Linked DNA regions of Homo sapiens: all the other regions are linked to region 3. Evidence: chromatin loops called from intact Hi-C (ENCODE). Cell type or tissue: HCT116. All regions are shown on one strand.

What was found. Hi-C counts contacts between places; a loop is a spot of excess contacts. Peaks named below come from ENCODE experiments on the same cell type or tissue, not always from the same donor. Only the 100,000 strongest peaks of a DNase experiment are listed, where the experiment ranks them.
Region 1: it touches region 3 in a loop (7-fold over the local background); 3 of 110 quality-filtered maps call a loop at or near these places.
Region 2: a loop joins it to region 3, with 15 times the contacts of the local background. A loop is called at or near these places in 31 of 110 quality-filtered maps.
Region 4: it touches region 3 in a loop (4-fold over the local background); 13 of 110 quality-filtered maps call a loop at or near these places.

Annotation. Positions count from the first base shown.
Region 1 is chr2:225,120,764-225,125,763 of GRCh38, reverse strand. No RefSeq gene overlaps it. Among named protein-coding and RNA genes, the nearest start is that of DOCK10, 81 kb to the right of the region's middle. In HCT116, no CTCF peak of the experiment used is centred here; a DNase peak (open chromatin) is centred at 2,689.
Region 2 is chr2:226,811,160-226,816,159 of GRCh38, reverse strand. It overlaps a transcript of RHBDD1 not described here. Among named protein-coding and RNA genes, the nearest start is that of IRS1, 14 kb to the right of the region's middle. RefSeq lists an enhancer at 2,431-3,002. In HCT116, CTCF peaks have their summits at 2,622 and 2,832; no DNase peak of the experiment used is centred here.
Region 3 is chr2:227,104,792-227,109,791 of GRCh38, reverse strand. COL4A4 (collagen type IV alpha 4 chain) reads left to right here. Exons shown (of 48, transcript NM_000092.5): 10 at 506-568; 11 at 924-959; 12 at 1,170-1,211. Among named protein-coding and RNA genes, the nearest start is that of COL4A4, 57 kb to the left of the region's middle. In HCT116, a CTCF peak has its summit at 2,511 (motif pointing right); a DNase peak (open chromatin) is centred at 2,511; H3K27ac peaks cover 920 bases.
Region 4 is chr2:226,992,103-226,997,102 of GRCh38, reverse strand. It overlaps RHBDD1 (rhomboid domain containing 1), which reads right to left. Exons shown (of 9, transcript NM_001167608.3): 9 at 1-1,672. The coding sequence ends at 1,581. It also overlaps a transcript of COL4A4 not described here. Among named protein-coding and RNA genes, the nearest start is that of RHBDD1, 160 kb to the right of the region's middle. RefSeq lists enhancers at 1,145-1,646, 826-2,025. In HCT116, a CTCF peak has its summit at 2,123; DNase peaks (open chromatin) are centred at 1,272 and 2,112; H3K4me3 peaks cover 1,334 bases; H3K27ac peaks cover 2,978 bases.

The DNA.
Region 1 (5,000 bases), 2.0 Mb after region 3:
ACCTATTATTCTTATTTTATTCCTCTACTTCTCAAAATATCATTTTCAAAATACTGCCAAATAAAGACGATCTCTTGCTGTTCGACTTTAATATGAGTAAATTTCTGTTTTAATTTTATTTTCATTTGTTTCTCTGCTTCCACTGTGCGCAGTTAATTTTTATAATTTATCGTTTCCTACAGATTCGTTTTATGTTTACAATACCTTAACTCACTGTCTGCTAATTTCATGCTATTTCTTCTCCTTTTTTCTATTAACAAAGATATTGAAACTACCTATTGCTATGCATTCTCCTAATTATCATTACTTTATCAGCATTTAGTCAGCTTCCATTCAAGTTAGTGTATTAATTCACTCTACTTATGAATTAAGAGTATGTAACTGAGAGTACTAAAAAAGCACCACAGAATCTCTACTTAAAACTGATATCAGCTATGGGTTTTGACACACTTAAAAAAAGAAAACTATAAAATTTTATTTATACAGGTGGAGGGAAAAGATATGCAAGATGGACTCTTTGAAAGTATAGTTTTTTTTTTTATCAAAATGTGATTTGTGATTTTTGTGTGCTTTTACAAACTATGTGGTCCAAAAAGAGACAAAGTCCTAACCTATAGGTTAACAGCCACAATATTTAAGATATGGAGTCTTTGCTCACATGAACAGTAGTGACCACACTTTTTCGGGCTTGCCATAATTAAAGACAAACGTGTTTCATACAATTCAAAATATGACTTTTTAAATGAAGCTGCTCTATCTTGTACCACTCACCACAATGATCATCCCATACAATAAATTAATGTGCTACATTACATCAGATTTTGCTTCATGCTCAGTTATAGTTTCTCCTATTTAATTACAAATTAAAGGCAATAATCAAACCTCACTCTAAACCACTGCCTGAGACTAATGAATTTCCCTATCTGTCACAAAGGAAAGCGACTCTAATTTATTTCCCCACCCCCAGGCCAGGTCAAGTGTTTTTCTTGTGCTTTCTCATAACACAGTGTCCTTTGCTTTCATAGCACTTAACATAATTGTAACTATTTTAAAGATCGATATAATTATCAGCTGAAGTCTTTCTTCCCTCCTGCCCATGCTAAGCTCCACAGTGAGCAAGGCCTAGTCTGTTTAATGCATGCCAAGAACATTGATAGTAGTTCAGTAAATATTTGTCAAATGAATGTGGAACGCACGGCAATGTTATATATCCAAACTATTACTAAGAAATTTTTATTACTGAACACTGCCAAAACTGACATTTTTGTGAATTAAACAATAAGCCTAAAACACTTCCCAGTTAACAATGAACACTCAACCTCAAATGCTGGAGAAAAAAGCACCCACCGTGTCTCATATATGAGCAATGTCCTTTGGGAGCCTTCGGGTAAGCGCTTAGAAGGAGATGAAGTGAATGAGAACATTGAAAGGGAGACAAATTTTGGCTTAGGAATCTGTTTTATCTCATCCCAGTGGCTGATACTGATGTTGTATAATTAAAGATATCAATGTTTCAAAGGGAAAGTAGTGTCATACCTTGAAGTAATCACTTTTTGAATGGTGATTTCATTATAGAATACAAGTCTATCTTACAGCTGGTCACTCTACAAAACCGTTCTGAGGGAGAGTTATTATTTCTTTTGTATGGTTTTGCAATGGGCCAAGCGGTATTCTTGATGCTTTTCTCTTGCTTTTATGTTATGTGTGTATGAAATCTCAATATAGATGCTTATATAGTTCACTCTACAAAGCACAGCTGTGAGATTATTGCTTACTATTACATTAAAGACAGAAGCACAATTGAGCGGCCTGGATACAGTGAATAACTAATGAGAGCTATGATTGAAATGCCTTTTTCCCTCTTCCACATTTCCAAATGCAGTTGCAAAAACAAGGCCATTTGCATATGCTATATGAGTGGAGTGTGATCCTAAGAGTTTGTATACATCACACCAAATCTGGGCTTTGCTATTGTTATCTTTGTTAGTCAAATTATAAGTTTATCTACTCTTATTGTTATTGATACTCTATTCTTCTATATAAGGTCTCCATCTTTAACTACAGTACTATTTTAAAAAAATCCTAAAAGGTAGACATCATTTTAAATATACACATACATAAACACTTTACTATTGAGTCAGCTCCTCCATTTACAGAATGTAATTGAGTATCATGTTCATATTGTAAGAAAAAGTAACGAGAAAGGAAGGAAAATAGAAGGAAGGAAGGAAGGGAGGAAGGAAAGGATAGAGGCAAGAAAGAGAGAGAGGAAAAAAACTGAGGAAAAGAAAGAAGGAAAAGAAAGGGAGGACGGGAGGAAATGAAGAAAGAGAAAGGAGGAAAGATGGGAGGAAGGGAGGGATGAGAAAAGAGAGAGAAAGAATAAAGGAATAAAGGAAACAAGGAAGAGAAGGAGGAAGAAAGAAGGAAGATACAAAGGACAGAAGGAAGGAAAGAAGAAGGATGGAAGGGGAGGAAAAAGAAGGAAAGAAGCGAGGGAGGGCAGGAGGGAGGGAGGGAGAGAGGAAGGAAGGAAGGAAGGAAGGAAGGAAGGGAGGGAGGGAGGGAGGGAGGGAGGGAGGGAGGGAGGGAGGGAGGGAGGAAAGGAGGAAAGGAGGAAGGAAGGGGAGGGAGGGAGGGAGAAATATTTTAATGCTCTTTAACATGCTAATTTAAAACTAAAGCCAGCCCTCTGCTGCAACCTGCTGACAGACTGGGGAACTACAAATGAGAAAATATTTAGTATTGGCAATAACAAATTTATTATAAATACTTCGTTTCTGAATCCTGCCGTCTTTATAATTTTATTTAAAATAATCTAATTAGAATATGCCTGAGACAAAGCATCCATGTTGGTTTACAATAAAAAAATTGACTAAATAACTGCAATAAAATGTATAAACGTTAATGCACTTCATTACGTAGGATATAGACGAATATTCCAAGTAAGAAGGTTATAACCTGGCTCCTAGCCAATTCCTCCATCCCCGCTTAGTTAACGGCACTTCAAAGAAGCGCATTTCCACACAGATAAAACCACGATGGGGATGGAGCACAGATGAAAATCGCTCTCTAAGGGAAGGCTGTCCTCCGCTTCCGCTTGACGATCCATATTTGACTGGAAGCTCTGAGACTATACCTATATGTTTAAAATAGCTAAAAGTAATGTAAAAAGGACAAAATGCTTTTAAAAAATGTGTTTTGTTGAGCTGTACATAGAAGCATGGATGAGGCTCTGGGGCAGAGTTTTCTGTGTTCTGGCAACTCTCCCTGGTGAATCCTTTCAGTCAAAACTCAAGAACCTACACACTGACCAGACATTGGTGAAGAAACCGTGGAATGTTAAATGTATGTTTAATAATACACAAAGCTTTTTTAATTGAGGGAGAATGGGTTCTTTCAGAGAAATATATATAATGTTGGTACGGTTTGGATCTGTGTCCCCACAAAATCTCAGGTCAAATCATAATCCCCACTGTTGGAGGCGGGGCCTGGTGGGAGGTGACTGGATCCTGAGGGCGGAGTTCTCATGAATGATTTAGCACCATCCTCTCTTGGTACTGTAGAGTGAGTGAGTCCTCGCGAGATCTGGTTGTTTCAAAGTGTGTATCACCTCTCTCTCTCTCTGGGTCCTTTTCCTGCCGTGTAAGACACCTGCTCCACCATGAGTAAAAGCTCCCTGAGGCCTCCCCAGAAGCAGATGCGGCCGTGCTTCCTGTACAACCTGTGGAACATTGTGCCAGTTAAATCTCTTTTCTTATAAATTACCCAGTCTCAGGCATTTCTTTATAGTAGTGGCAGGACAGACTAATACAAATTATATTATGTAATATTTTATAATACAGTGTTATATGTATTCTTTTAAGAGACTTTATGTTTTTGCTAGTAGGCTGGAGGGTGAGACTTTAGATCTTCTGGAACAGGATAAAAATAAGCATTGAAGAAGAAAAGCAAATCTCAGTTGGAAGGAGCCCCACAAAGATGAGGTGTTAGGCTCCTAGAGAAGAAAGGCTTCCAGGTAGTCCTATCTAGGGCTGTGGGAGCACGTGTTTAACACTGAGTTAAGTTTATTCTCTGAGTTGCAAGGCCCATGTGATATCTTTAATTTTCAATTCAGCTTTAATTTCTACATGTATTTTAAGTCTTGGTTTCCAGAACTTAGAAAACAAATCACTTAGAATAAAAATTTAGAAGAAAATGTTTGACATAATAGTTTGAGCAGTCTCCAAAATTACCCTTTTATTCTCTTAAAATGTAAAGCATGCAAGAACCCTATAAATGAAAGAGGGAGTTGTGAGCTAGAAGTTAGGTGCAATATGGCTCCATGACAAGTGGGGAAAAAGGAAGAGAGTCATCTTTGAGGTATGATAAAACAAAGACTCCTTTAGTGACAAAGGAGGAGTTCTTGGAGAGTTTGGAGACTAAAAATTCAACTGAGACTTTAAAATCCCCCTCTTAAGGAGAATTATAATAATAGTAATACAAATAATAATAATATCATTCAATGACTAAGTAATATGGCCATTTGTATGCAAAGCCTTAAAAATCCTCACCAAAATCCTATGAGATACCCTTATTATACCTATTTTACAGATGAAAAAATTAAGCCTTGGAAAGACAATTCTTATCCCATTACTCCAGCAACATTCCCTGTAGTAATACTTGGGCCATACTAGTTGGTTTCTTCCTACACACAGTGGAGTCATTCGGGACATTAGTATCTCAGGACCTTCAAAAAAAAAAAAAAGAGGGGAATGGGAAGTGTGTCCGTGTGTGTGCATGTGTGTGTGTGTGTGAGAGACAGAGAGAGAGAAATTTCTTCCAGTACTATTTGAAATAAGAAGGTGATCCATAAATGACCATAAAAATATAAACAACTTATGGCATATCAGTTGCAATGTTATACTGACTATAACTAAACTTAAGGAAATTATATAATCAATGGTAAAATAAATTAGAATAAAATGGTAAATAAAATTAACACTATTTTTAGACAACAA
Region 2 (5,000 bases), 290 kb after region 3:
GTGAAAAGAACATCAGCTCCTGACATCAAATCTGGTGCCAGATGTGATGACCTTAGTCAGAGGCTTTGTAGCCTGCAAGTCAGCCTAATGTTGTTGAATCCAGCTTCTAGCTGAAGGCAGCGTCACCTACACACTAACAGACATGCTATCAGCATCATGTCACAAACTAGAGACAGAGCAGGGGGCAATTCATAAGAAAACCTAAAGCAATAAATAGATTCTGTTATTTTCTACTCTTCCACTCCAACTTTACTTTAATGTCTAAAGGATCCATGAATATGTTATAATAGAGAGAGAAAATTTAACCTTTAGTAGCAAGTCCTAAAAATCATACTTTGAAGAACTGGAAAATTCCATCTTCCATTTGTTGAGGAACTGGAATTTTAAAACTTTAGTTTTGCCAGAAACAAATATAGTGGCCACTCTTCAAATAACATTTTTTTTTTCTCCAGAGTACACACTTATCAGAAATAGCTTAAGCTAGAATTAATGGACTGGAATAGAAATGGCAAGTTCTAATCTTTACTTTTGCCTCCTCTTATGTGGGTTGAGTTCACAGTCTTTAGAAATCAATCAACTTTGATATGCTTCAATTAATACAATATAAAACTGTCTAAAATACTTTTATATTACCTAGAGGAATTAAGAAGTAAAATATTCAATGTATTTTTACAGTTTGGATGAAATATATAATAACTTTATTATCTTACATGCTAATCTTTATTTTAGAAAAGAGAATCTCCAAACTACATAAAAAGTAGGATTCCAGAAGGAAGATTCTAGGAAAGCATTCATGACAAAATATTATGTTAGAAGATATAAAAATAATTTTAGCTGTTCTTATTGCAGAAATTAACTTGTCATGTCATTAGTGGTAAGAAATTAAGATGACCAATGCTCTCAAAGTTACCAACAATTAGAGTTCATGAATAAGGAGTATGGAAAGAAAAAAATTACTTAGGTTGGATTTTGGTAAAGAAAGGAAAATAAATTCAGGCCATTTATACTTGGAAAGTGATCAGATGTGCGCACTTTAAAAGAATGGTGTTGGATGGAGCATCCACTATGGAATAGAAACAGTCTCTGAAAATTCTTGCTGAGTGGCCAGATTGCAGGCAGCTCCAGCTCCTGATACTGAGCAGCTTCTGTAGCTGGTCACATAGGCAACCCAGTAGGTCAAGGTGCCCATATTTTGCCACTTGCTGGGTGCCTCCATGACCCTGGGCTCCTCTTCCATGCTGTAATCCAGTGTGTGCAGCACCTGTCTTGGCCACCTGCATCACCAATGTGGACTTGCAGGGTTAAGGAACTGATGTAAACATGCTGACTTCTGGCTAATGCTTTTTCTGTGAGTAATTAACTTTCAGGGAAGGAGACGGGGAGAGTGATTAGATGTCTCACTAGCCTACCCGTTGCTCAGGATTAAAATCCCAGTTATCTTTGACTTTTCTCTTGCTATTGTCCCAAATATCCAATTTGTTTCAACAGCCCATTGTTTCCTCCTCTGAATGTTTTCTGCACCTGCTTTTTCCTCTTTATTTCCACCACCACAAGACTAACTGAGCCCCTCATGCTCTCCATCTCCTTTGGTCTATTGAAACAGACTCCTAACTAGCCTACCTTTGCTCAAGGTTTCCATTTTACTCTATATCTCAGATGTGCTATGTTACTTCTCCTGTTGATCATACCAAAGGCTCCTCATTACTGACAAGCTAAGTCCAAACTTTTGATCCGTATTCAAAGTCATCCATGTGGGCCCTCAAAGTTATTTAATCACATTCTATTCTTTAATTGAGTACCAAATGCCTGCTATATCCCAAGTGTGATACTAGATGCTCTGAATGCTTCTCAAGGGAAGAGGATACTTTTCTTCCCCTCTAAAAGCTCATACTCTCTTCTTCTTGGAAAGACTGTTGTGTTGGTTACAGGTTGCTGAATGCTTTAAATGTATGATCCCCCTTATAGACAAGATATCATGTTCACTTTACTCGAGTCCACATGGAATGCCATCTTTCCTTCATGACTTTTCTCCATTGTTCATACAGTCCCACTCATGGAATGCTTTCTTCACCCCCTATATAGAACTCATATTTATCACTCACCCAAAAACAGCAGGCAACACATCAGACAAATTGCATACTCTCAGAGAAGAAATAAATAGAAAGTATATCTGGTGATACTGTAATATTTAAGAAAAATAAAATAGGTTAAGGAAGTGTCAAACTGGCCAACTCTTGCCCCTTTTTTACATATGAAATTTCTGTAACGATTTTGTAATCCCCACCACCATATGCTATGCTTTGTTTTGCAAAGGAGTCAGGTATTAATGGGTGGGGGACATGAGGAGTTGTGTGACTAATCCCATTTAAAATACATAGTTGAGGACAACAACAATAAGGAAGAGGACAGCTAATATTTATTGAGCACTGATAACACAAGTATCATCTGTTCAAAACTCCACAATAATTCAATGTGATACTATTACTATTCCTATCTTATTGATACTTGAAGCATGAAAGGCACTAAGTTGTCAGCATTTACAATGATGGCAAGTGACAGAGCGGAGTGAAGGAAGGCAGTGCAGACCTAAGCCTAATCTAATTGCCATTCTATGAAATGACTGGTGATGTTGTGTAGTGTACCCCTGGCAAAAGATGGAAAAAGTGAATGCTGGGTGGACATCCAACAAATCTGCATGACAATAGCCCCCCTGTCTCCAGTCTCCTCTCTTATAATGCCATCCCCCAAAACCACAAGAGTGATCTATCTAACATGAAAGCCCAACTGTGTGGCATTGTCCTGATTCAATGGCTCCCACTGCTGGAGAGAGAAACCACTGCTCTCTGCTGAAATGTATGAGGTGGTGTTTACCTTGATAATCAGTTTAAGAAAACCACTACACCTAATCTAAGTACCTGGCACAAAAGGAGAAGTTTTTCTTGTGTGTGTGGTTTGTATTGTTAGCCATTATTGAGTCTTTATTGGATATCACTGATAGACTGCCTGCAAGGAAGTCTAATTTTTACACAGAAATTCTTCCTTGTGGATATTATAGCAAAGTCACTTTAGCACAGGGATGCAAAAGGGAGAACAGTTAAATACAAGGGCTTTGGAGCCAGAGGATGGACTCAAGGCATCATTACTCTTTAAGCTTCATCAACCTCATCTGCAATTAGAGGATAACACCTCCCTCCTAGAGTTGCTCCAAGGATTGAATGAAATAATATATGTAGAGGGCTTAAAATAGTACCTACCTAGAAATTCCTAAGCAAGTGATATTTATGTATACATCTCTAAGGTTTTTATTGTTCTGAACTTTAATCATATTTAGTTATCATGGCTTAACCCAAGTAGGAATACATGGATGTCTTTAACAAAACAAAACAAGCAATATGGGAGAATTTTTTTAAATGAGTCCCCTCCCAGAAAAAAACTATTGCAAAGATATCTTGTTTGCCATTCTAGAATTTTTCTGTGTATATAAAAGCATACATGTGCTTTCCAAAAAAAAAGAGAGAGAGAGAGAACATCTATGATACAGTTCTGCACCTTACTTTTCCCCCCACCATGGGGATTGTTCCATAATGGGACATATAGATCTACTAAATTATCTTCCACGGCTATGCGTATTTCAATATGTAAAGGTAGTATAAATCATTTAGCAAGTTCTCTATTGATGGACACATATGTTGTTTCGACATTTTCTATGAGAAAATAACATTTCAGTGAATACGTTTTTAAGATTACTACTGTAGAATTTATTTCTAGAGATGGAATTGCTAGGTCAAATGTTATCAGCATTCAAAATTTTTATACTTCTTGTTCAGCTGCCCTCAGAAGAAGCTGAAAGAATTTATACTCCTACCCCATTGCCATACAGAGAAGTTGTACAAACATTTTAGAAACCATTCCATTTTTTTAAAGTCAGTTTTCTCACTGCCCCAGGAAATCCCAAGCTATGTTCCTGTCTCCTTGCCTGTAACCTTGTACTCCTAGCCTAGAATTCCCCTTCTCAATTGAATCTATCTGCATTAGCAGGGCTCATTCAGTTGCAAGTGACAAAACTCAAATGAAACTAGCTTGAGGAAATTTAAAAGGTGGGTATGGGGGGATAATTCTTGAGAGGATCCTGAGTAGTTGACAGAATTGACAGATGAGCTGCAGGTTCTAGGACAGTCCTAGAGACTTTGGGGACTGGAGCCTGCACACACTCCTCTACTCATCCATTCTAAACCCTGCTGTGTCCGCATGACTTAATTCTCTTCTATGGTGGATTGGTGAACCCTATGACTGTCAAAACTGTAAAACTTTACATAAATGGTAGCAATCAATAAATGCAAACTTCAAAAGACATTTTGCACTGGTGACTTATGGCTACTCCTACTTTCAGTGTCCTCTCATCTGTCATTAGATAGAATTCAGTGGAGAAATTTAGAAAGCACTGGTCGAATGTCCAGAAAAATCATTCCCCTCAAATTTCAAGGAGCCAGAATTACACTGTTACTCTTTACAATAATGTCTTTTAAATAAATATTGTCCGGCAACAATTCCACTATTGGCTGGGCGTGGTGGCTCACGCCTGTAATCCCAGCACTTTGGGAGACTGAGGGGGGTGGATCACTGGAGGTCAGGAATTGGAGACCAGCCTGGCCAACATGGCAAAACCCAGTCTCTACTAAAAATACAAAAAATTAGCTGGGCATGGTGGTGCACACCTGTAATCCCAGCTACTCAGGAGGCTGAGGCGCTAGAATCGCTTGGACCCGGGACGCGGAGGTTGAAGTGAGCCAAGATCGTGCTACTGCACTCCAGCCTGGGTGACAGAGCGAGACTCCCTCTCAAAAAAACAGAAAAATAAAAACAATTTTAGGATCATCTCTTTCCCCACCTGCATGACTAAAGTGCTTTGGTAGTTCCCCTTCCTTGCGCTCTCCGTGGTCCTGAACCATCTTGAGCTCTGCTTTAGAGTCCCCAGAAATGTTAATAGGAGGGGAAAAAGG
Region 3 (5,000 bases):
TACCAGAGTGCTGCTACCTTTAGCTTGGTGCTTTTTTTTTTTTTTTGAGACAGAGTCTTGCTCTTTCGCCAGGCTGGAGTGCAGTGGCACAATCTCGGCTCACTGCAATCTCCGATTCCCTGGTTCAAGCGATTCTCCTGTCTCAGCCTCCCGAGTAGCTGGGACTACAGGCGCCTGCCACCACGCCCATCTAATTTTTGTATTTTTAGTAGAGACGGGGTTTCACCATGTTGGCCAGGATGGTCTCGATCTCCTGACCTCGTGATCTGCCCCACTTGGCCTTTCAAAGTGCTGGGATTACAGGTGTGAACCACCGTGCCCGGACTGCTTGGTGCCCTTTTAGGGCTGCATCAAAGCTGCTGTTGAAAATGTCCTAGCAGGGCAGATGTGCTGGTGGCTGTGATTTCTTTAGAGGTTTTTATCCACATGGGATCACACGCAACTCTTTCTGTGAAAGATGATTACAATTTTGGGTAACAGATGCACTGATTTTTCTCATGTTTAGGGATCTTGGGGTGCAGGAGGACCGGCAGGTCCCACAGGATATCCTGGAGAGCCAGGGTTAGTGGTAAGTACAGCACTGCTGATGTGATCCCTTTAAAAACCAGATTCTACATGAAAATAAAGAAGCAACATTGCCATTTTGGGTCAGACACAGGTGGGCCGTTTGAGAGATTATAATCGATGAATCAGTGAAAACCCACCATTATCAGTGGGACTCCATCTTGAAGCACAGGTCCCTGCGGATGAGCCACTGACATCATCTTCACAGAAAACAGCCCATCCATGATAGAAACTCCATCACTGCATGTTTTAAAATTAAGGGTTTCCTAAATAGGACCCTATTTTGGGGTAACAAAAGAAGGCACATTCTGATTTCTATGTCTGATGATTGATTTGTGTTTTTTTCTCCCTTGATTTAGGGACCTCCGGGCCAACCAGGGCGTCCAGGTTTGAAGGTAGGCAGTCATGAGCAAGATACATCAATAGAGCCCTGAACAATGAAATGGTTGACCACTGATATTTGTCAGAATGATGGCTTTCCTCTTATCAGACTTCCCAAAGTATTCCATGAACTGCAATATATTGTGTAGCCAGAAGTCTTAATTGCTTTTAATTACTTTTTTAAAATTCAAAAGCAATTAGATTCTTTTTCATTTCTTTCTCAGGGAAATCCCGGTGTGGGAGTAAAGGGGCAAATGGGAGACCCGGTAAGAATTCCCTCTTGCTCTGAGGAGCAGATGGTGACGTGTGTGTGCTGCTCAGGGGTGGAGGCTGTTCTGATTATTTGAACTTGTACTCATTATCTAGTCACTGCCCAATTTTATGGCTGAGAACTTTTCTTTGCCGAATTATTATGGCACCATTACCCTTGACTGTAAAATGAAAGATCTGACACAATTTAACACTACTTTCGGGTTAATTTGTGCAACACATTTCACCCTAGCAAACAGATTGAACATTTTTGACAATATATTATGTCCAGAGTAACAGCTTTGTCAAATCACGGATTTGTTTTGCTTAATTTCACATAAATCCTAAACTCCACCCTTAAATATGCATATAAATACAAATATAAATGACTGGAACCAAGAGCACTGAGCAATACACAATCTCCAACCCACTCCTTTTCTATGCCTGTCCTCCCCGTCTCCTCCCCCTGCCACTCACACCCACTGTCCTTTTGGCCGACATGTAAAACTTAGTAAGAATAAGCTTTAGAAAAGTGATTTAAGGGCTGAGCACGATGGCTGATGCCTGTAATTCCAGCACTTTGGGAGGCTGAGGCGGGTGGATCATGAGGTCAAGAGACTGAGACCATCCTGGCCAACATGGTGAAACCCCGTCTCTACTAAAAATACAAAAATTAGCTGGGCGTGGTGGTGCGTGCCTGTAGTCCCAGGTACTCGGGAGGCTGAAGCAGGAGAATTGCTTGAACCTGGGAGGTGGAGCTTGCAGTGAGCCAAGATTGTGCCACTGCACTCCAGCCTGGTGACAAAGCAAGACTCTGTCTCAAAAAAAAAAAAAAAAAAAAGAAAAGTGATTTAAGAAGGCAACTCACCTGGAAACAATCTGAACATCCAGCAGTAGGTGAGTGGCTCTTTCAACAACTGAGGGCAAGTCAATATTAAGCATCTGCTCCATGCCAAGCTAGGACTGACACTGGGTGTGGGGATTTAGCAAGACAGACCTGATCCCTGCTCTCATGGAGTTCCAGCGTGATTGAGTAAGTCATGGTACAGTCATTTAACAGAACGGCACAGGAGTCAAAAATATATATAACAACTTCATGATGTGGGGAAGTGCCTGTGATATAATGCTGAACAGAAAGTACAGGTTACAAAAATATAAACTCAACTTTGTAAAAGCAACAGCAACAAGAAAGACATTAAAATATACACAGAGAGGGATTTCTCAACCTCAGGCTGCTGCTATTTCATTGTTGTGGAGGCTGTCCTGTGAATTACAGGATGTTTAGCCACATCCCTGGCCTCTCCCCACTAGATGTCAGTAGCATCCCGTCCCTCCAATTGTGACAACTTAAAATGTATCAAAACATTGCCAAATGTCCCTGTGGGAAGGGGTTGCCTAACTACTTTCCCCTTCCCCCAACCTTGAGATCTCTGGCTTGTAGAAATGACTGAATGAAAATATACCAAAACAATGTTTTTCAAGTTTGGGAAGCCATGGAGCTCTGGAATATGTTCGTCGAAGCCACAGGAGCCCGTGTGCCATTGCAGAATCCAGCAAGCATTGGCATCTTAGTGACTTTCCGCGCCAGTCCAATCAGACACATTTGCAAACTCAGGCTGTGGAATAACTTGGAAGTATTTGGCTATGAGGTGGCCATTCAAATGATCTCAAATGTGCTTACCTTAATTCTTTTAGATTGTCAGGTGAATGAACACATAATTTTACAATTTTGGGCCAGGCCCAGTGGCTCACGCCTGTAATCCCAGTACTTTGGGAGGCCGAGGTGGGTGGATCACCTCAGGTCAGGAGTTCGAGACCAGCCTGGCGAACATGGCGAAACCCCGTCTCTGCTAAAAATACAAAAATTAGCCGGGCATGGTGGCGTGTGCCTGTAGTCCCAGCTACTTGGGAGGCTGAGGCAGGAGAATTGCTTGAACCTGGGAGGTGGCAGTTGCAGTGAGCCAAGATTGTGCCATTTCACTCCAGCCTGGGTGACAGAGTGAGACTACGTCTCAAAAAATATAAATAAATAAAATAAGATAAAATATTGATGCAGAATTCTCAGATGTTCTAGAGCATGTTTGCCCACCTCATTTTAAGAAACACTGCCCTAAATGGTTGCTATTTATGCCTACATGATATAATTATGGACCTTTTACATTTTAATTCTTCATAGTTTTCCTTCTTTGTACTTTTGACTATGCTGAGTATATGGTACTTTTACAATATGAAAAAAATAGCAGTATGACCAATATTTTGAAGAAGCCGGCTGCTTGTCAGCTTTTAAGGGTTTTGTTCAGGTTTATCTCAATTACAAGAATAAGAGTGGCTATCTTTACCAATACATGCTATGCTTTTACTCATGTTTTGTTAATGTGCTTGTTCAATGGTTTATTCACACAGCAGATATCTTTAGGGCAGGTGCTACACCAACACTGTGTTAGGTGTGTAGATAAATCAAGGAAAAAAAAACAAAACAGACAATGTTTCTAATCTGGCTTTTCTTCAATTTCCCAGGTTTAGGTAGAAATTGAACTCTTTTTTTTTTTTCTATTTAAACTTGATATTCTTCTAAAAATTCCACCTATCAAAAGCATTAGTAGTTTTAGTAATGATATATTGGGGAATTTACTTTGTTACCCTCAATACGGGAAGCATTTTATGTATATTATCTATTCAATGGAAGAATAGTTTGAGGTAGGTAATATTACAATCTCCATTTCACAGAGAAGAAAAATGAGGTTTCAAGGAAGTAAGGAAATGAGGACTGAGAGAGGTTTTAAGGAACTTGCCCCAAGTGACAGAGCCAGTAAGGGCCTGGTTTGCAAACATGGGTGACCTATGTATAGCCTGTTCTTAACTATGACAAAAAGAAAGATCATACTAAGTGTAGAATAATAGTAATACCCAGAAAAGCACAAAATATTTATTTTCTAATTAATGGTGAGAATTTATGATTGTGGCAAAATTCATTCAAGAAACATTCTTTTCTTCAGTAGAAAAACATCTATCATGGCATAAATAAAAATTTTGGCTATTATTTTACAGTTTTAAAATATTATTGAAAATAAATAGAAATAATCTAATCTAACCAGAGTGAGATGGCTTAATACATCACAGTACATTCTTGTGATAGATTATTTATTGGCACTAAAAATCAGGATTGTTACGTGAGGCCAGGAGTTTGAGACCAGCCTGGCCAACATGGCGAAATCCCATCTCTACTGAAAATACAAAAATTAGCTGGGCACGATGGTGCATTATCTGTAATCCCAGGTACTCAGGAGGCTGAGGCACAAGAATCACTTGAGCCCGGGAGGCAGAGGTTGCAGTCAGCTGAGATTGCGCCATTGTGCCCCAGCCTGAGTGACAGAGAACACTCTGTCTCAAAAAAAAAAAAAAAAAAAAATCAGGATCCTGAAGAGATTTTAGTATAATAGAAAAAGGCTCACAAAATATTGTAAGAAAAATATAAAATTATTTAAAAATTTAATAAAATATGCTGTATATTTTAAATCATGTTTATATATTTATTATAGTATTCTGATTATATTTTCATAAACATAAAACAAATTGTTTATTCACCTATATACACATATATGTACATATATACACATATGTACACACACCACCAAAAATTATATCAAAGTTTTAATAGGCCGGGTGCGGTGGCTCACGCTTGTAATCCCAGCACTTTGGGAGGCCGAGGCGGGCGGATCACCTGAGGTCCGGAGTTCGAGACCAGCCTGACCAACATGGAGAAACCCCCGTCTCTACTAAAAATACAAAATTAGCCGGGCATGGTG
Region 4 (5,000 bases), 110 kb after region 3:
TCATTTCCATGCAGGTGTCAAGGCCTCTTCCAGGTAAATTCAGATTGGATTTGGACACAAAACTCCATGGTCAATGTGCTCCAAATTTGCTGAATGTATCAACGGAAAAATTGATAAGACAATACCACCAAAATGTTAACCCTGGGTACCTCTAAGGGTAGGGCTACAGGTGACTTTAAAATTGTGTATGTATTTATTTGTATTTCTGTTTATATTGTGAATTTTCTCAATGGACACATAGTATTTATTTTTAAGTCTGTTTTCTTGACTATATGTTATTAAATATGTTTTCCTGATTGTAAAAGTAACACACACACATAAACACATCTTCCAAGACAGTAATATAAAATTATAAAAATGAAGAAAGCAAAATCCCATGTACTCCACTCCCAAAGATAACCCCTGCTAAGATTTGGGTATATTTCTTTCCAGATGTTTGCCTTATGCATCTGGAAGGCATATCTATTATGTGCATAATCAGAAAACTATATAAGTTGTAGATCAAAAAAGGAAGATCTTTTCCTGCTTCTCTCTTTTAAAATATCTCTGTTGACAGTAAGACATCAGTGATCTTCTGACTTTGTCCTTTTATTCATGGAACACAAGCACCAGGAAATGCCTTAAACGACTCAGACAGACAATCTGTGGATTGTAACGTGGCGGGGCCCAAGGGCGTGTTTTGGACATTTGGCTAGGACAAGTGGCTGGTACAATGGCCAATTAAGAGGCACTTTTATGAGGAAAAACATACTTTCTGCAAGATAGATCTCTAGTGACCGATCCACCAAATGCCTTCGCTCTACTCTGTATGTGGCATCTGCTGCTACTTTGCTGATGCGTTAAATGATGTCCTATCTCCTGGACACACAAGCTGCCACTGGGAAGGGGCTGGGAACCTACATTGCTGGTGTCACTGATACTAATGGTGTGTGTAGGAGTCTTCCCCACCTTAGGTCTTTCTTACACTTCTTCAATAAGACTTTCTATAAAGGCAGAGCAATACCAGAGCAGAGCGAAAGCCCTGCAAACACCAGCCAGACGCAGGGGCCCGAGGAGCTGAGGAGCTGAGGCGCCGGGGTTGGGGAGAGTAGGACAACATTCGGCCAAGGCAGCCACATCCTGTTCCTGGACAGCCACAGTGGCAATGCGCCAGGAGGACGCGGGGATGGCTCCACACCCGCTGCCAAGTCAAACACGGGGCACTCCAGGCAGAATGAGGGACTAATCTTCCCGACTGGTGTAAGTAAAACCTCCTGGTGAAGGTCACAGTCTTCAAAAGCAGACCGAGGCAGAGGCATCGCTGAGTCAGCAGTGAGAGATGGGAGCGTGGAAACTGGTCTCTTCATGGAGGAAGTGACCTGTTTATGAGCAAGAACAAGGCCAGGAGAAGGCCCACTCCCCGCAAGCTGTGAGTTGACTCATAGGGGCCATGGGACTGTCCCAGGTGATGTGAGCGATCTGGAGCAATACCGGTGTACTCTGCTTTTGTTTAAAATGAATTAAAATGAATTAGGGGCTTGGGGAATGAGCCAAATGGGCAATAATTACACGAATAGGCCATGTCTTCCCAAGATGCCACCTCACTGGCTATCGAATCTGTGAAGCCGCTGTCTCCTCATTTCTTCTGGTGAGAGATGAAACCCGTAGGGTGGTGGGCTATTTCTGGTATTTCCTGTAGTGAGAAAGCCAAAGGAAAAATCAATCATTCTGACGTGACAAGGCATGTGTACCCTAGGATTCCAAGGGAACAAAGTGATAGCTTGGGTGTCATCTTCATTTTAACACAAAACAGAAATATAACAAAGATTTTTCAACTTCAGCTGTCAGTACTAAATTTCAACGTCAAGTAAATATTTTTAGAGTGGTTCAGCCATGAATCTGATTTGACTCATTTTGAGGCTTCTTGATAATCTTCCCACTTGTATTTTTCCTTCCATCGTGCTCCATAATTTGCATCATTTAGGCTTACACAGTATCTCAAGGGCTTATTGTCTTTTTTTTTTTATGCCCATATATAACTTGTTGCCACCTTTACTAACTTCCCCACCAACTAGGCTGGTTTGGCTTCTTCTGATCAGCCTTTGGGTGCTCCTTTTCTTCCCTCTAATGTGCCGCCTCCTGCCCCAATGTGGCCAATAAGAATCATGCGTGATTGAAACACACAAGCAACCACTGGAGCAGAGTTACCATACTGATCAATATCTGGGCAGGTAAACAAAGATGTAGGCATCATATTTCAAGATCATATGAAGGACTGTGGAAATCGTTACTGAAAAGAGTTTCTTAGGGATGCAAACTTACCAAAAACACAGTTTGTAATGATACAAGAATTTCAATCACTACATAAGAAAGCATTCTCCCAGGCATCATGAGTAGTAATAAAGGGAGAAAAATACATAGTCCTTGATCTCAAGGAACCAGCAACCTAAAGGTAATGAAAGAGCTTCAATATTCCCCATGAGGAAACCAGGAAGACACATCACTGATAGATACGGGTAAGTAGAGGTTTACTTCTAAGCATGGGGACCAAAAAGGCTGTACCTTTTCACTACTATAGCTCTGCTAACCTTGGTAATTTGCACTGAAAGGCTCTCTCCCATCACCTACATCAACCAGAAGTCTTACTCACTCTTGTAATGCTAGGTCAACCCCGATAGAACCAATGGAAGAACTCTTCCCAATTCAAACTCTTCAGCTTTCGGCACCTTCCGTTTGTTTGTCTTCATTCAATCATCACCACATCCTGCCAGATGTGTAGGCATTTCTGCACCACTCTGTTCTCTCCTACCAGGATCATAAGCTCTAAAATGGTAGGGGACCCCCTGACCTATCTCCCTCTCCCCAGCATCTGGGACAGTTCTGAACACACAGTAGCTGTTCAATAAATATATGGACTTGACTCAACAGCACCTGCTTATGACTTCCAATGCTGCCCAGTGAGGTTCTGACACAACTCATTGCCCATGAAGGGAACTGCATGGAGGAATTAGAAGAGGCAGACTGGGAAGGTGCCCGCAGTCCAGCTCTCAAAAGCAGCAGCCAGCACACATGGCCTTGGACCCATTTGCAGAACCCAAATGTTCTGGCAGCACTAGCCTGGCTGGGAAGGGAGGGTGGGCAAAGCACAGTTAAGCCAGGAGGGAAAGCAAGTAAACAGTGGATCCCTCTTGCTCATTGCCCAAGAGTGGCACCTTTTCAAAGATGTGTCCATCTATGCATAAGCTGACATGGCAACTGTTAAAACCATAGTGAAAAGATGTTAGAGAAAGCAGTGGGAAACGGAGTCCGTCTTTTCAATCCACAGCTGAAGTTTCCGTTGTCAAAGAGAAATTCAAAAAAGCAGTCAAAGCCAACCCCTTTTTTATATTTTTGCTTCTCTACTGATGAAGATCCCAGTGCTTCCCCATAACTGATTCTCCTTTCCTGTTGAGAGCATGGGAGAATTATACCTCCCCAACCCCTGGTACCCTTCCTGACTAGAACACCCCAAAATAAACACCCCAAAAAACGTTTTTGCCATATGTATTTGTAAAGGAATCTCTCTTTGTTCAAAATGGTAAATGCTTTGAAATTACATATTCATGAATCAAATCACCAGTAGTTGATTGCTTAAAACTGTTTTATATGATGAGATCCAAATTCTCCTTTGCCTTTAACAGTTGTTTTTAAAAAGACTGGTCTTAATTGCACTTGTGAGTGCAGGCCAGGACTTGACACCTCATTCCAGATGGCCTGGGAACTCTGTTAGAACTAGCTGAGGGCAGAGTCAGAAGCAAGCTCGACGTGGCACCCTGACTCCAGGCCACAGGGCAGAAACCCATGGAGGCTGAAAGACTGCTGAGACTCCCAGAGGGAAACACAGAGTCCTCTGGTGTTTTCTTTAGCGTTTCTTCAAAAGAAAAAGCCCGCAGATTAATAATTTCCATGAAGGGAACTGCCTGGAGGAATTAGAAGGGGCAGACTAGGAAGATGCCCGAGGTCCAGCTCTCAAAAGGAGCAGCCAGCACACACGGCCTTGGACCCATTTGCAGGGCATTCGAGGAGAACCAGGGCTGAGCCAACCAAAGAAATGCCACATGCTGAAGTAGAAAACTCATGTCATGAGAAGAATAATCATCACACTCTTCTTTATAAAGCCCTTTCAAGGTACACTTCTCCACTTAGCTTTCACTCCCAATAGAATCATCTCAGTTTTGCAGAAGAGGAAACAGAGGCTCAGAAGGTGTTAGGGACACATCTGAGGTCACTGAGCTAGCATGAAGAACAGCGAACCTTCTGAGTCTTTTCCCACTTCCCCACGTGGCCATCGGTTCTCACACCGCAAGTGTTCAGGGTTGCACCTCTCACCATTCCCGCCCTTCCTGCCCAAACCCAGTGTCCCTTTTCTTCATGGATATGGACATGTGGGAAGCTCACTGCTATCTGAAAACAGAAAAATAAGAAGTTCCAGTCTAAGTTCTCAATTCTGTGGGACTCTGCTGATATCAAAGACGTAACTCTAAAGTTCCCACGTGGGTCTCCTTAAATTCCACTGGCTACTAGCATGGTTCGGCTTTCTAGAACCAAGAAGACCTTGGGTATAACAATACAACCCAAACCACAATAATGCCCGATTTGTAATCATGCCAGCTCTTAAGGGTATTTTAAATCCTTCCAACTCAGTGTTATTGATACAAAAGCCATCTTACTCTCTGAAGAATGGCCGAATTGCTTTGTTTCCAACTCTGAAAACTACACTGTTTTGAATATGAGTTGATCTGAGGAGAATGTTTTTAAGCATAAAAACTTATTTCGAAGAGAATCACAAAGTTGATGTCAGCCCCTAACCTACACCGACTACTGTGTGTGTGCTCTGCGTTGGAGCCACACTCGGCACAAGGCTTCCTGGCTGTCCACTCAGTCTCAGGTACACTCTGTCTTCTACTTCCCCACCTTTGCATTCATGTGTCAAATTGTTTCTATAGTTTCCACTTGTGTCATATGATCTACTACCTCTCTCC